2 separate regions of the Mus musculus genome follow, and region 2 is linked to region 1. Evidence: chromatin loops called from intact Hi-C (ENCODE). Cell type or tissue: left cerebral cortex. All regions are shown on one strand.

Region 1 (8,000 bases):
CTAGTTGTTCAGGGCACTGAACATATGTGGCGGTGTGAAAATATTCACGCAAGCAAAACAGCTACACCTATAATTTTTTAATCTCAAAAATAAAATAAAATAAAATAAAATGGAAAAGCTAACAGCAACTACCCATGTGGGGTTTCCATTCAAGCCTGTGTGTATAGTAACCACTCCTCCCAACAAACCCACTCATGTTAGTGTCCTCACCTCCTTGACAATTTTGAGAAGTCCATTCAGAAATATAGTTGAAAGGGGGCTCTTTTAGTTTATTGAAATGATAGGCTCTTAGGTTTTAAAGATGGTAGTTTCCTCTGACTGGCAGCAATTTCCATAGAGGAGTAGGAGTGGAAGCCCTCTGCCTTTTCAGTAGCTGGAGGCAGCTATATTCGTCCTGAATGCCACAGTATCTGCTATAGTCTGTTCTTTGAGCTGCTCAACTCCAACTAGTTCTCCGAGGAAGTTTGCAGGATTCGGGTTGGTGGTATTTGTAACTGATCTTAAGGTTACTTCTGGGAGTCTCCTTCCTTCTGTACTATTCATGCTGGATTTCTTCCCCTTGGTTAGCATTCCTGTTGACCTGTGAGGCTTCACTAATTCAGTAATTTGATTCCCCACTCACCTGAAAAATACAAGCTTCTAGATACTTTGATCTTAGTCCATGTCCATTCATTTAGAAAATGGCATGGGAGTATTGGGGTATACTAGTGTGTTTTCTGACTGCCAGACATAGGCCACATATATTTAGCACCAGACCTACCTACTTACTTCCTACTGATAGTTAAAGACAGTTTTCCCTTACAATGAAGTTCACTGCTTTCCTTATCTGCTGGTCTCTTAGTGAGAGTCACTGGAGGCAGCTATGGCGTAGAGCTTCAGGGAGACCCTCTAGCTGTGTCTTTAGCTAGAAGGTGCTTCCACCTCTGAAATAGGAACTGTACATTGATATTTGTGGAGAAGGAAGCACACACTTCCCTGCTGTGTGACTGGAGGTGACAGCAAGTAGATTACTCCTATTTCCATCCCTTCAACCCTAGAACCATGAATTCCATCTAATGAGAATACAGTGATACAATGGCTTATGTTTGGAGTATTTTACTGCATAGATGATGATTCCCCATGGTGAGGCCCATGGAGATCTCAGCCACACCCTTAACAGACTTCTATTGCTCCTCAAGGAAACAGCTTTGTTTGTTTGTTTTTTGTTTTTGTTTTTTGTTTTTTTTTCGAGACAGGGTTTCTCTGTATAGCCCTGGCTGTCCTGGAACTCACTTTGTAGACCAGGCTGGCCTCGAATTCAGAAATTCACCTGCCTCTGCCTCCCGAGTGCTGGGATTAAAGGCGTGTGCCACCACACCCAGCTTGGAAACAGCTTTTTGACAAGATGGCATGCAACCACTGATACAGCATCTTTGCTATGAAGTGCATCCTTTGGTTCTGCTTTGTGGTCCAAAACTGTACTTTGGTAGGTAAAACCCCTTAGATTTGTGTATAAGAATGCTTCCTAGAGACACTGAGGGAACTGAGCAGGTGCATTCATTTGTCATTCTAACTATGCATGCCATGGGGCCAGATCGTCAAGACCCTGCTACTGTGACTTCTTCACCATGATGGACTGTACCTTGAACTGTCAGCTAAAATAAACCTTAACTTGCTTTTCTCAGGGTATTTTATCATGACAACATGAAAGGACACTAAGACAGAGACTGCTATCAGAGGGGAGGTTGTTCCTGAAATTATCATGTTGTGCTTAGGCCTTAGGAACTGGTTTGTCAGAGTAAAGAAGCTTGGTATGTGGCTCAGTGGTGTGAGAGTCTAGATTCAATCTCAGTACCTCCACAAGTGATTAAAAAGCTCCCCCAACTACTTTGATGTAAAGCATATATGTGTGAACTCTTTAGAGCCGTGTTTTGAAGGCACCTAGTGGTAAATCAGTCGTTTGTGCCTTAGTATTGTTTTAGAACCATACTATTGCTTTTACTCTTTGCAGGTGGGGATATTCAGGGCCTTGGTTCTTGGCCTAGATTTCAACTCCTTTGAAGGTTTTCCACCATTGTATTTTTATACATTATGGGTTTGCTATCCGGTGTCCATATCACAGTGAACCAGAATTACTTCTCTTTTTCCTTGTGAATTCTGTAAGAACATAGCCTGTATTTAATTAACTCTTGTAACTTTTAAATTTTATTTTATGTGAATGGGTGTTTTGCCTTCATGTGTGCCATGTGAGTGCCTGGTGCCTATGGAAGACAGAAGAGGGCATTGGATTCCTTGGAACTAGAGTTGCAGATGGTTTTAAGTCACCTTGTGGATGCTGGAAACTGAACCAGGGTCCTCTGCAAGAGCAGCCAATATTCTTTGTTTTTTTTTTTTTTGTTTGTTTGTTTTTTGTTTTTTCGAGACAGGGTTTCTCTGTATAGCCCTGGCTGTCCTGGAGCTCACTTTGTAGACCAGGCTGGCCTCGAACTCAGAAATCCACCTGCCTCTGCTTCCCGAGTGCTGGAATTAAAGGCGTGCGCCACCATGCCCGGCTAAGAGCAGCCAATATTCTTAACTGGCGAGCCAACTCTACAGACCCACTTTGTTTAGCTTATGTGGTTATAATCACATGGAATTTGCTTGTAAACAACAGTGATGGCATTCTTTAGCAAGTGTATTTCTTGCTGCTCTTTCTCTTGGAGAGTGTAGTTATAGTATCTATTGGTGCATGACTGGGTTTCTATCTTGTATTAGCTGCTCTTGGTCGCTTTGCTAATATTTTCAAATTCCTATTTCTTTAAATTAATAGGTACCTGTTGCAGAAGAGGTCCTGAGTGTTGCAGAATGTCTGTGTGGATATAGCCACACCTACTTCATATGCTTCTTAGCTACTCTATTAGTCAGGGTTCTCTAGAGAAACAACTTAATAGAATGAATCTCTCTCTCTCTCTCTCTCTCTCTCTCTCTCTCTCTCTCTATGTATGTATATATATATATGAATGAAAGGCTTACAAGGCTATGATCCAGTAAACCCAGCAATGGCTGCCTGTGAACAGAAAATCCAAGAATCCAGAAGTTTTTCAACCACAAAACCCTCAGCTGGTTCATGCTAGATTCCCAAAGAAATAGGCTCTAATGCCAGTGAAGGAATGCACTTGCTAGCAAGGCCAGAGCAAGCAGGCAAAGAGCAAATGTTCCATCTCCCATGTCCTTATATAATCTTCCAGCAGAAAATGTGGCTCAGATTAAAGGTGTGTCTTCCTGTCTCCAGATCCTGGGCAAGAGTGTGTCTTCCTACCTCAGAGGTCTGGGCTAGAAGTATATTTACCCACTTCAAAGAAGGCAAAACAATCCCTCACAGGTGTGCCCCATTAATTCCAGATGTCATCAAGATGACAACCAAGAATAGCTAACTTGCACCTTTAAAGTGCCCATTCAGGAGTTCCTTGCCTACTTTGTTCTTAGATTGTCCCCTAAATAATCTCTGTTTGGGGGGCTTGTCCTAGTTTAAACTTGATATATCTGGCTATTCATTTTCAGACTTCCACCCATCATTGAATCCTCTTTTCTGACTTTTTGCCTGGCTTTTGGCATCTTCAAGCAACTGACCTCAGTTCAACCTGCCTTTGGCTTTGTTTCCCTGCTTGACAGGATGTGAAGGAACCGAGTTCTTCTGAAGAGAGACTGGCCCAGTGCAGTTCGCCTGAGGGAAAGCTGGCATCTTGGCAGGGAGTAGACAGGTGTACTGTATTTTACAAATGTGTATTTTAACTCTACATGAGCATTGCTGTGATGCTTTGTCAACTTTTATTGTAAAACATTCCTTTTGCCAATATTGAATGGATTGCTCAGGAAGTAAGAAAAACAAAAGAACGGTTGTCTGTCAGTAATTAAGATCTGCTTTGCTTTTAGTGTTTTCTTCTTCCAACTTCCTGTTCAAAGAGAAGACCATTTTACTGTACAATCTGGAAAAATCCTGTACAGAACATGCTGTGCTGGTACTCTTAAGTCTGGTTGGTACCTGTTCACTGTGCTGCCCAGACCACTGCTGTGCTTTCTGTATGTTACTCCACTGTATTTTAAAAATACTGTCTACAGATATTTGCATAAACTACAGCAATCCTGGCTCTAGATCATTGGGAAGTAGCCATCTTTTAAAATAACCAAAGGTAATTTCTAGCTTGCCAATAGCCAGTGATTTCTTAGAAGTGAAACTAGCCATCCACACAGGGAGGCCTCTTTAGGATTGTTTAGTGACTTTCAAAACATCAGGGTTTTTTTGGTTTGGTTTTGTTTTGTTTTTTATTATTTTCATCACCTATTAGATGAAAGGGTATGGGATTGTCACCCCCACCCCCACTGGTGCTGTAATTCCATAAACTCAGGCAAAGTCGCAGAACACGCAGCCTTACAGCATGAGCTGGCTGGCACAGGATCAGATGTGCTGATTCCTCATGCTCATGGTGGCTGATGTGAGAAGCGCTGGCAAGAAGAAGCTGGCCTGGCCCAAATAACCACGAAGAGAGAACAGATTTCAGACAGGCGGTTTTACAGTTTCCCTTTTGTTATTTTTGCCAACTCCCAGCCACTTCTTTCTCTAGCACTGAGCAAAAGAGACAAACGAGCATTCTTAAATGCACTGAATATACAGGCCAGAGGTTTCTCTCAGTGACCTTTAATCTTCTGTATATCAATTTACCTCGCCACATCCATCCACCCAATTTACATTTAAATAAAGCTTTCAAATTCATTGCAAACCAAAAAGTAAGCTATTTAGGGAGAGAAAGCTGTTTTAAAAAAATGGGTTGTCTTTCTTTTAAAAAAAACCTTTTTTTCATCTTTACAAGATTGAAACAACCAGCTTTTACAAGGTAAACAGCCTTTTTCGTTTTAGCCACAGTCAGTTCTAATATTTTTGGTTTATTTTTTTAGAGCCACTCCAATACAACACACCAGCTGTAAATATTTTGTTCTATATGATTTTTTTAATGAAAAAAATCCCTTTGCTCTATTCTTATTTGCTCGACTACAAAAGAACCTGCCTGGAGCGAGTGAACCTTCTCTTTCATTGATTCTATTTCTCTTCCGACTGGCTCTATTTTCCTGGAGCCCATTTATCAATACAGCCCTGGCTCTATATGCCAGCAAGGACCAGTCTCTCTGCATGGGAACCATGAGGGGAGGCTGTTTCAGCCCCAGCCCAGCTTTGTGTGGAGTTAATTTAAATGTTTTGCAGACCCACGTTGAGGGCTGGAGCTTCACACTTTTGAGGGTTCATTCCTAGAGTCTTTCTTTTGGGTTTTGTCAAGGCAATTTTTTTTTTTTTTAAAGAACATAACACCTTCCTGTAGAAAACAGTAACATATAGCACACTGAATATTTTTGTTGAGGAAAATCTTGTGCTAACATTCCTTTAATGAAATAAAATTTTTGTGCATGTTACTGTGGTATGTGTGTGTGTGTGTGTGTGTGTGTGTGTGAGTGTGTTCATGCACACACAAGTGCTAGAGCATCCCTGTGGTAGTGGTCAGAGGACAACTTCTGGTGTTAGCCCTCACCTTCCACCTTGTTTGAGACAGGCTTTAAAATTCTTTTAGAATTTCATTCAGTGGGTTATAAATATTCACCCTCTCATTCGACTCCCCGAGATCCATCCACACCCCTCATTCTACACCCACTTAACTTTGTATCATCTTTTTTTATTGTTTTAAATCCACCCAGTCCAGTTTGTGCTGGTCATGTACTCTGGGATGGGGACCATCCACTGGATCATAGTCTACTACATATGAACTCACAGTGGTTGGGGGAGCATCCAGACCTATGTGAGTTCAAGCCAAACAAATTCCCAGCATGGACATGACAGGAGGGTTCAAAGTCCCACACCTACCCAAGGAAATATTAGCAACTCAGCTTCTGGGAGAAGGACAGTCAATTTTCTGAAAGAGTCTGGCCCTGGCAGGGAGGCAGGGTCTTTTGCTGTTCACTGCTGAATGTGCCAGGCAAGCTGGCCTGCAAGCTTTAGGCAATCCTTTTGTTTCCACCTCCCATCTCACCTTGGGAATGGTGGGATTTCAGAATCTAGCCCCAGTTCCCAACTCCTGCATCCAATTCTTTGTAGGCTCCGGAAAAAAGCATATGCTTTTTTTTTTTTATTGTTAAAAGCGTATGCTTCACAGTGTGTGCTGTATTTATTGCGTCATCCTTACAGCCCCAAAGTAGTTCTTTAAAAATTTTTATTATATTATTTACTATTTTAAAGAATATATTTAGAATGTTTGATAACAAACAATATTGAAATTAACTTATTCCTAGTTTATTTCACAATTAAATGAATATCCATGGAATAAATCTTTTGAACTAAAACTTCTGGGACAAAATATCCTTGTATAGTAATTTTGATGGGTACTAATAAAGTGCTCTTCATAAAATTTCCCAGTTTTCACTGCTAACAGTGACTGAGAGGTTTTTCTGATGTGGTCTTGTCAACAATCTTAGTCATTCTTTTATTCTTGTTAACCTGAGCGTGATTCGATTAGTATTTATGTAAATGAAGGTGAATATTTTATGCTTTTTCTTGACTATATTTTTATCTATCTACCAGCAGCTATTAGTGGCCATTAGCTCCTCAGCTAGGAGTGAGACTTCATGCCTACCTCTCCCCTCCATGTTGTGATCTTGTCTGGCTTGAGTTTGCACAGGTCTTAGGCATGGTATCACAATCACTGTGAGTTCCTATGTGGTTGGTCATATTCTAGTGAATGGTCCCATACCCAAGAGTCTTTTGAGTTTTGAGTCATTTCTATTTATACTTTGCCAGCTCTTTATTGGATTATAGATTTGTGTGTGTGTGTGCACATGTGTGTTTATGTGTGTTCACATGTGTGTGTAGGCCTCCTAGGGCAATGCCCTTAGGTAGTAATATAAATTCATGCAGGTACACACACACATACACCGTCCTAAAAAGAAGGAGAAGGAGGAGGAGAAGGAGGAAGAAGAGGAGGAGGAGGAAGAGGAGGAGGAGGAGGAGGAGGAGGAGGAGGAGGAGGAGGAGGAGGAGGAGGAGGAGGAGGAGGAGATTGTTGTTCTACAAGTCCCTTTAGGGGTATACCAAAGACCTAAATCCTGCCACTGGACCCCACCTCTTAATGGTTCCATCATCTCCCAATAGTACCAAGTCTTCAATACATAGGCCTTTGGGGAACGTTCCAGACTCAAAAATAGCTAAGACATATCCACAAATGTTTTATTTAATGTTGCTTTTTTGTCATAATTTTTTGTGTTAATTATTTTTTTATTGTAGAGCAAAATATACAAGAAACGTAACATGAAGAAGGAAAAATTCATCGGGGATTGTGCTTTGAGGATGCAGTCTACTCTGGCAGGGAAGGTGTGGTGATGAGAGAGGCTTCAGCTAGGGTAGCATGAGGCAGCTGGTCACATTGTGACTACTGTCAGGAAGCAGAGGGTGACAAATGCTGGTGCCAAACTGGCTTCTTCCTTCTATTCAGTTTGGGACCCCAGTCTGTGGGATGCTGCCACCTCTATTCCCTGCTCTCGGATGCTCTCAAAGACACACCCAGAGTAATGTCTCCTAGGTGACTCAAATTCACTCAAGTTGACAGGGATGATTAATCATCATAGCCAAGATTCCCTTCCCTACTCTAAAGAATTTTCTATTCTCTCTCTCTCTCTCTCTCTCTCTCTCTCTCTCTCTCTCTCTCTCTCTCTCTCTCTCTCTTTTTGGTTTTTCGAGACAGGGTTTTTCTATTTAGTCCTGGCTGTCCTGGAACTCACTTTGTAGACCAGGCTGGCCTTAAACTCAGAAATCCGCCTGCCTCTGCCTCCCAAGTTGCCCAGCATTTAGGGAAGGAGACAGGCTGTTCATGGGAACTCACTGGACAGACAGACTAGTTAAAATGACTGCTTTAGGGTCACTGAGAGACCCTGTGAGAAGAACAATAGTGAAAGACACCTGCTGCACTTCTCTGGCCTTCTCTGGCTTTTGCCTGTGTGTACCTGTG
Region 2 (8,000 bases), 77 kb after region 1:
TACTTACCATTGCTATTTGTTAACATTACAATTTCAAAAATTACTTTCATGGCATATCTTCCATGAACAATAAGGATTCAATGATTCAAAAGAAAAGATATAGAACATATAAGTACTTAAATATAAATGTACGTAAACCTCACATGATGACACACAATAACAACACACATGTGGATAGTGTCTTTGTTAGGATTTCTATTTCTGTGAAGAGAAACCATAACCAAGGCAACTCTTATAGAGGAAAACATTTAGTTGGGGGCTGGCTTACACGTTCAAAGGTTTAGTCCTTTATCATCATGGTGGCAGGCAGACATAGTGCTGGAGAGGTAGCTGAGAGATCTACATCTGGATCCACAGGCATAAGGAAGAGAGAGTGACATTGGGCTTGGATGGAGCTTCTGAAACCTCAAAGCCCACCCCCTGTAAAACCTTATTTCCACACCTCCAATAATGCCACTCCCTATGAATGTATGGGAGCCTTTTTCATTCAAACCACCACAGATAGATATACAACCAGATATGAAAGAACTGGGAAAAATGTACCTGTCGATGGATGATTCTCAAAAACCAGCCTCAAAAGAGAATTTTAGTGAGGAAAAAAAAATAAGCAAAAATAAAAAATAGCAAACTCATCTATTTTATTAGCCTACTTGCAGCTGGGATATTTTCCTTCAAAACTTTTCAAATTACAATGCAAGTATTAAAGTATTTGCATCACTTTCTACAGGTACATAGCAACCACCCTGACAGACTGAAGTTTAATTTTCACACCCCGAAGGACAAAATACTGCATTGCTATAAATGAATTTTGTCCTGAGGAGGGGAGGAGTCAAGATTGATCAGACTTATTTGAGTTTGTTCAGAGTTGTGCTACCCATGAGAAGAATGCTATCATGACAATAACACAGGCATGAGGAGGTGGCCAGTGGGTCAGCCCTAGCAGTGAGCACTCAGACAGCCACAGTAGATCAAGGGCTGGCCACATCGTCTATCAAGTGACACTGAAGGATGTCACGTGGCTTATATGGGACAAAATGCAAAAGGTAACATCATAATTTTTTTTTTCAAGACAGGGCTTCTCTGTATAGCCCTGGCTGTCCTGGAACTCACTCTGTAGACCAGGCTGGCCTCAGAAATCAGAAATCCACCTGCCTCTGCCTCCCAAGTGCTGGGATTAAAGGCATGTGCTATCACCACCACTGCTGGGCAAAAGCAGAGTTTTAACAGAAGCAAAGATAAGCAGTTAGCTGGAGGAAGTTTTTGCAGAAACAGGAAGTTTAACAGAAGCTAAGTTAGCTAAGGAGCTCCTGACCTTTGGTTCCTAGAATAGAGCTGAGTTGTTTTCTATGGGATTCTCCATCAAAAAGATCAGATTCTACTTAAGCCTGAAATGGCCTCAGCAAGAAAACAAGATGGAGGAACCACTCACTACACTGCATTGCCCCATCACATGGTGGTTCAAACTTAAGTCCTCATGCGTGCTAGGCAACTGCTTTATCCACAGAGTTCTCTGCAGCACTCAGGAAAATAGTTGGATCCTATCTTTAAAGGGCTGATGGGTTGAATTCTGGGAAGAGGGGCAACTGGTAGTCATATCTTGAAATTGTTGGAGACCGAGTTCGAGGAGACCATGGTGACCATTCTGAGAAAAGAGCCTTACTCATAACGTGCATAGGAGAGTCAAGTTGAGTGGGAGAAGCAAAGATGGCAGCGCACAAGCCTGGCCTTAAGTTTGTAATAATACTGCAAGATAGAATTGGCATTTGCTGTTGTTAAAGGCCAAGTGATGAATACTTTAGACATTGTGGGTGCATTCTCAACACTCAACTGTGAAAAAGAGAACAAATCAGAAAATGGGTGAAGAGCATGAGACTGGAGCATCAAGAGGAGGTTGGGGGACACTTGGGAGGCAACAGAACATGTGAGATGAAAGGGGAAGGGGCAGAAAGCAGGAGTAAGGAGATGGGGGTGGTAGTAGAAAGGGGATTCTGTCTGAATTGAGCATGAATGGACAGTTGTCTGTTATTACTTTCTCAATACTGCTTTTTACATAGCATTTACCTTGTGTTAGATAATAACAATAAAGGAAAATGGGCAAAGGGTATACACAGATATTTCACTGAAATAGATGCAAATAAATGCCTAGAGAACATGTTTGATATCACCAGCTGAAGCATTATATCAACTAGAAAGAGAGTTTATATACACGTGTCATAATGGCCAAAATAGTAACAACAGACACCCCAACCAACCAACAACCAACCGAACAGACAAACATGGTGGTGAGGACATGGAAAAAGAGACACTCTCAAACATTCCTCAAAGTAACATAAATGTCATACTTTCTCTGGAAAACACTGGCAACTCCCTATAAAACTAAACACGTGTTTACCATATGGTCACAAGTAATGCACTCTTGCTCTTTTTTCCCCCCAAGATAAAATGAAACTTATTTTTACACACACACACACACACACACACACATACACACACACACACACACACACACAAAACTTTATGTGAATTTTTAAAGCAGATTTAACTGTACTTGTCCCAAACTGCAAACAACACATAAATCTCTTATTGCATGTATAGCTAAACATACTATGATGCATACATTGTGTGGAATACTACTTAGCAATAAAAATGAGTAATCTAGTGATATATACAATTCAGATGGATCTCAAAAGGATTATTCTGAATAAGACCCACCCAGTCCCAGATGGTACCTCCCAGGTTGCTTCCATTGATAAAACCTTGAAAAGGTAAAATTACAGTTTGGACACTAATGATCCTCACGATTCCCAGAGGCCAAGGGCAAAGAGGAAGGTCACAGTGGCTGTAAAAGATTCATTGGAATGTTCTGTATCCTGGTTGAGGCAGTGGTCCCAGAGATCTACACATGTGATAAAGTTGCAGAAATTAAATATACACAAGCAAAGGAGTGCTAGGAAAACTGGTGAACTCTGCATGACTCGGATGCCAATTTCCTGGTTGTGATATGTGCTATAGCGCCTAAAGATGATGCTGAGTGTGTACAGTGAAGGGCAGATGGAGTCTATTAAATCTCACAACTGCATGTGAACAGCTAGTTATTTCCAAAGATTTGGAAATGTTCCACAGTAACCCATGATTAAACACAGAAACAAAAGTCAGACTCAACCCCCCTGGCTTCAGAGCAAATTCCTTTGTTTTGATAAAGGTTATAAACCAAAGTCAAACCAAAACAAACTAAATCAAAGTCAGATATGATGCTAAATGTAAATTCAGATTACAGAGAGATGCTTGTCCAAGCTGTGAGGTCCAAGCTTCCATGATGGGAGAGGAAGAGGGCCGAGGGAAGCTGGGAGCTTGAAGAGCTTGTGAGGAACTGTGGGCAGGTAAGTTATCCTTTATTTCCCAGCTGGAACACAGGCTGTTAGGCATGCATCTGCTGACACAGACACGGACACGGACACGGACACGGACACGGACACGGACACGGACACAGATATAGGCGCACACACCAGTACCAAGGCTTGCAGACCTCAGGCCTTAGACAGGTTAGAGGTGTACACAGCTGGCCAAAGGCAGAGGCAGGATCCCGACTCAGGTTTCCATGCAGGCACTGATCTGTAGCTGATCCAGGCTGACTAGCAGCCATCGAGTGGCAAAGGTTTGAGTCAAGGATAAACTCTGGGGTGGCTAGAGCATAAGAGTCAATACAAGCTGGAGATGTTATAAAAGCACATTTCCTCCGGGGAGAGACTCAGCGAAAACCATGGAGAGAACATTTGTTTCTTTTTTTCTATGAATCCCTATGGGTCCCACTTTTTATTAAACTCTAGCAGATGTAGATGAAATAAAAGGGTTTTTGTTTGTTTGTTTGTTTTTAATCTTATCACATTTCCTCTTTGGACTTAAGTCACAGACACTTTCTAAATTACATACGGAGCAAGTATTTGATTTTGAACACATTTAAAAAATACGTTCTTGGGTTTTTGTTTTTTTGGATCCCTATTCGTTCCTCAGACTGTAGGAATCTGCCATCTAGTGGCTCAATACTGAAATTGTTTTGTCCTTCCTATTCTATGTTGGAAGAGAATTTCACATGGATTTTTTGTTTGTTTAAAATCTGAAATTTATCAGCATGGCAAAAATAAAGGAAATCTTCTCTATTAAAATTGAAGCCTTGAACAGGACTCCTATCTGCCCTCAGACATAGGTTGTTGGAGAATTTACAACAGTATAAAAACAAATTTCTAGATGTCATTTGCCTCTAATGATGTGACTGTCCAAGTTTCAGTTAGAGCATTTAAATAACTGTAAGACTAAACGGAGTGGCAAAACAGCTAGTGTCTAGTACTTCCAACCACGGACAGGCTCATTATATACCCTCAATTTTAAGTGCCTTAGATCATGTAGATAAGGTAGGAAAGTGGGCTCTCACCATTTTGCCACACACTTGTGTCAGCTGTCACTCTTTTGGACCTGATTCACTTCACTTCGCATGTATGAGCTTTATTTTCTTGTATGTATGTCTGTGCACTACTTGTGTGCAGTGCCTGAGAGGCCAGAAGAGGGTGTTAACTCCCTAGAACTGGAGTTATGAATGGTTGTGAGCCTCCGCTAGGAACCGATCCTAGATCTTCTGTGAGAACACACGCTCTTAAGCATTAACACATCTCTCCAGGCCCTGAAACTCTCACGTTGTAAAAGTGGCATCCTCGGTTCTCAGATCGGAATCCGAGAGATTTGCATTCCTGCTTCATTATCTGCCTTCCTGGTTTTGTTCCTGTCTTCTGCTCCTCGGTTGTTTGTGTATAGTCACATCATTTTCCTTCATTCGCATGAGTATATTAAATATATTTTCTCTCCTGCCTGTACATGTATGTATGTCCTGCCTGCCTGTATGTATGTAAACCCATGTAAGTGACAGTTCTTGACTTTTTGTCTTTCTACTTTCAGTGATATTTAATGATGTCAAATATTTCAACATTGAAACTAAATTATCTGTATTTCCCCATGAAAGGGGGAGGGGGAGTAATTTTTATGCTTCCAACTTAAGAAAAAAAAAACAAAGTTTTTTTTTGACTGTTAACCCATAGTTAAGAGCATCATAAAAACACAACAAAGCAAATACCTCATGATTACACTTCTTTGCATTTTAAAAATGGCCCCTGTATTGGCTAGTTTTGTGTCAACTTGACACAGCTGGAGTTATCACAGAGAAAGGAGCTTCAGTTGAGGAAATACCTCCATGAGATCCAGCTGTAAGGCATTTTCTCAATTAGTGATCAAGGGGGAAAGGCCCCTTGTGGGTGGGGCCATCTCTGGGCTGGTAGTCTTGGGTTCTATAAGAGAGCAGGCTGAGAAAGCCAGGGGAGGCAAGCCAGTAAAGAACATCCCTCCATGGCCTCTGCAACAGCTCCTGCTTCCTGACCTGCTTGAGTTCCAGTCCTGACTTCCTTTGGTGATGAACAGCAGTATGGAAGTGTAAGCCAAATAAATCCTTTCCCCCCCCAACTGCTTCTTGGTCATGATGTTTGTGCAGGAATAGAAACCCTGACTAAGACAGCCCCAACTTGAAACTGTTGGTGCAACAGTGGATGTATTTGTTCTGACCTATGGTAATGCTATACAGATTCCCTCAGAAAAACTGACTGATGTGGCCCAGCTCCCTATGCTACACTGTGCATAGGGTAAGCGTCATCCTAAAGGATCAATTGAAGACCCTATCACAAGCACACGGGGGAGCATGGAGTGGCCACTGCAGGGCAGTGCCTCAGTCTGGGGTGAAGGGAGGAAAGCACTCAGGTTGCAGCTGGCAAAGGGCTATGTCCTCACTGGCACTTTCCCAGAGCTCACAAAGAATGCTCCAGCCGATCAATAAGCCTGCAATACTCAGGCCACAGTAAAAGGGAGGCAGCCAGAAGGTGCCTTAATGGAACAAAGTAGATGTATTCAACAGGAAGCAAGGGCTCCAGGGGGCAGGCAAAGACTTCAAAAGATGCTATCCTATCATCTTGAGTCTGCTACTGTTCCCCCATCAGTTGGGATGAACAGAAGCACTAAATGTTGGGCCTGATGTGGTATCACCTTCCGTGGTACCGCATCAGGCTGAGAGGAGGGTCAGAATTGACTTGGGCGTGATTGGATTTGCTTCTCTGCAGTAATAATTTTAGACACATGGGACTGTCTTCAGCAATGTGTGGAGCTGTTTTGGAGAGGGTGAGATTTGGGGGAAGCTGGGTCATTGCAGGCACTTAGGGCTAGGAATGTGCAATCCTTATGGAACTTGATCCTGACAGTAGGGTTCTATGTAAATGGAACACACTGTGGTCTACAGAACCACATGTAAAAACAAGGGGGGAGCTTGTGGGAAACTTCTAGGTTTGCTAGCAGAAGCACATTTCTCTTCACTCCACACTTCAATGACACTTGGAGTCATTATGTTGTTTCTTTTGATTCCGTTGGCCTGCTTTCTAGCTTCCTCATTTGAATCCAAGAAACACTTTGGATGGTTCCTAAGGAAAATACATATGTAAGGAAGAAACTTTTTTTTTTCCATCAGGATTATGAAGTGGAGACTCAACAGTTTAAAGGGGGAAAATTCGTTTTTAAAAATCTGCTTCAAATCTCTGTCACACTACAGAAAAATTCTTCTCTCCTGAAAAACTTAAGGACCCTTCAATGTCCCTAAATGCCTTCTCTATAATAACACTAGAGATAGAAACCCAATATTCTTGTTACATTTGGTCATCCAGATCCATCGAGAGAAACAAAGACCCCTCTACTAGTCTGGAGATAATCTGTTTGGAGTTCCCATGTTTAACCAGAGCTAATCTTGGCTATCGGTAAGAATTTTGCTTTTATTGTCCACTTACTATTTGATTGACATGGGGCTAGCGTATCCTAAGCATTTGGAAATGGGTTTTGAAATCACACACTGTAACCCCTTTGGAACCAAATGTGATATTGCTGGACACCTTTTCTTCTGCAGACCCTCCTTTCACGGGGCTCAATGGCTCTGTTGATGGATGTGGTTAGCCCCATCTCTGTCGTTGTCCACTTCTTTCTTGTCACAGGCTTGCTACCCTTGAGGACCTTGGGGTTTTTTTGTTTGTTTGTTTTTTGTTTTTGTTTTTTTCCCATAGCCTTTTCTTGATGAAAGTACTGCTCTCTGGCCAGCTGTCTTAGATTCGAGGAAAAACATATCGTGTAAAGGCTGGCAGTTAGTTGGGCCCAGCCGTACATTGCTATAATTCCAACTTCTCAGGAGACTGAAAGGAAGATTATTGATTAATTACAAGACCAGCCTGGGTTTGTGAGCGAGTTCTAGGCTAGTTAAGATAATTTAACATGATCTGTCTCCTTTACCCACCTCTCTCTCTCCCTCTCCCTCTCCCTCTCCCTCTCCCTCTCCCTCTCCCTCTCCCTCTCCCTCTCCCTCTCCCTCTCCCTCTCCCTCTCCCTCTCCCTCTCCCTCTCCCTCTCCCTCTCCCTCTCCCTCTCCCTCTGTCAGTGGAAGAATTCTAACCTTGCTTGCCTGAGGCCCCAAGTCCATCCTTAGCACCTTAAACACACACCCATAAAAGGGGGGCTAGAAGTCCATTCAGTCAATCCTACATTTAAAGAGCACCTATCATGTTGTTTCCTTTGTGTTGGGAGGAGACAGTTGACTCAACTGTGACTTCTCTTCTCTGGCAGGAACTCAGGTCTCTGTGGGGGGTGGGGTGGGGGGAACCAGATACAGGGACAGAAACTACTGTCAGTTTCAAATATAGCATTTCAGATATGGTGTCTTAAATCAGAAGGTCAGCAAGCCTGGCTGGTGTAGGAGTTGGAGGAGGTGACAGATCATGAGGAAAGGCAAGGTGCAGGAGGGGGACAGATTAGCATCTCTTCTGCTTGGCTAGGACTGTACTTCCTTATCATAACAGACCTATAAGAACTCTTCACAGCCGGGTAGTGGTGGTGTACACTTTTAATCCCAGCACTTGGGAGGCAGAGGCAGAGGC

The links. Peaks named below come from ENCODE experiments on the same cell type or tissue, not always from the same donor. Only the 100,000 strongest peaks of a DNase experiment are listed, where the experiment ranks them.
Region 2: it touches region 1 in a loop (2.3-fold over the local background); 9 of 42 quality-filtered maps call a loop at or near these places.

What each region holds. Positions count from the first base shown.
Region 1 is chr6:47,387,238-47,395,237 of GRCm38, reverse strand. No RefSeq gene overlaps it. Among named protein-coding and RNA genes, the nearest start is that of Cul1, 63 kb to the left of the region's middle. In left cerebral cortex, a CTCF peak has its summit at 4,462; DNase peaks (open chromatin) are centred at 4,461 and 5,158; H3K27ac peaks cover 1,242 bases.
Region 2 is chr6:47,310,708-47,318,707 of GRCm38, reverse strand. No RefSeq gene overlaps it. Among named protein-coding and RNA genes, the nearest start is that of Gm35280, 57 kb to the right of the region's middle. In left cerebral cortex, a CTCF peak has its summit at 4,030 (motif pointing left); DNase peaks (open chromatin) are centred at 3,653 and 4,030; H3K4me3 peaks cover 438 bases.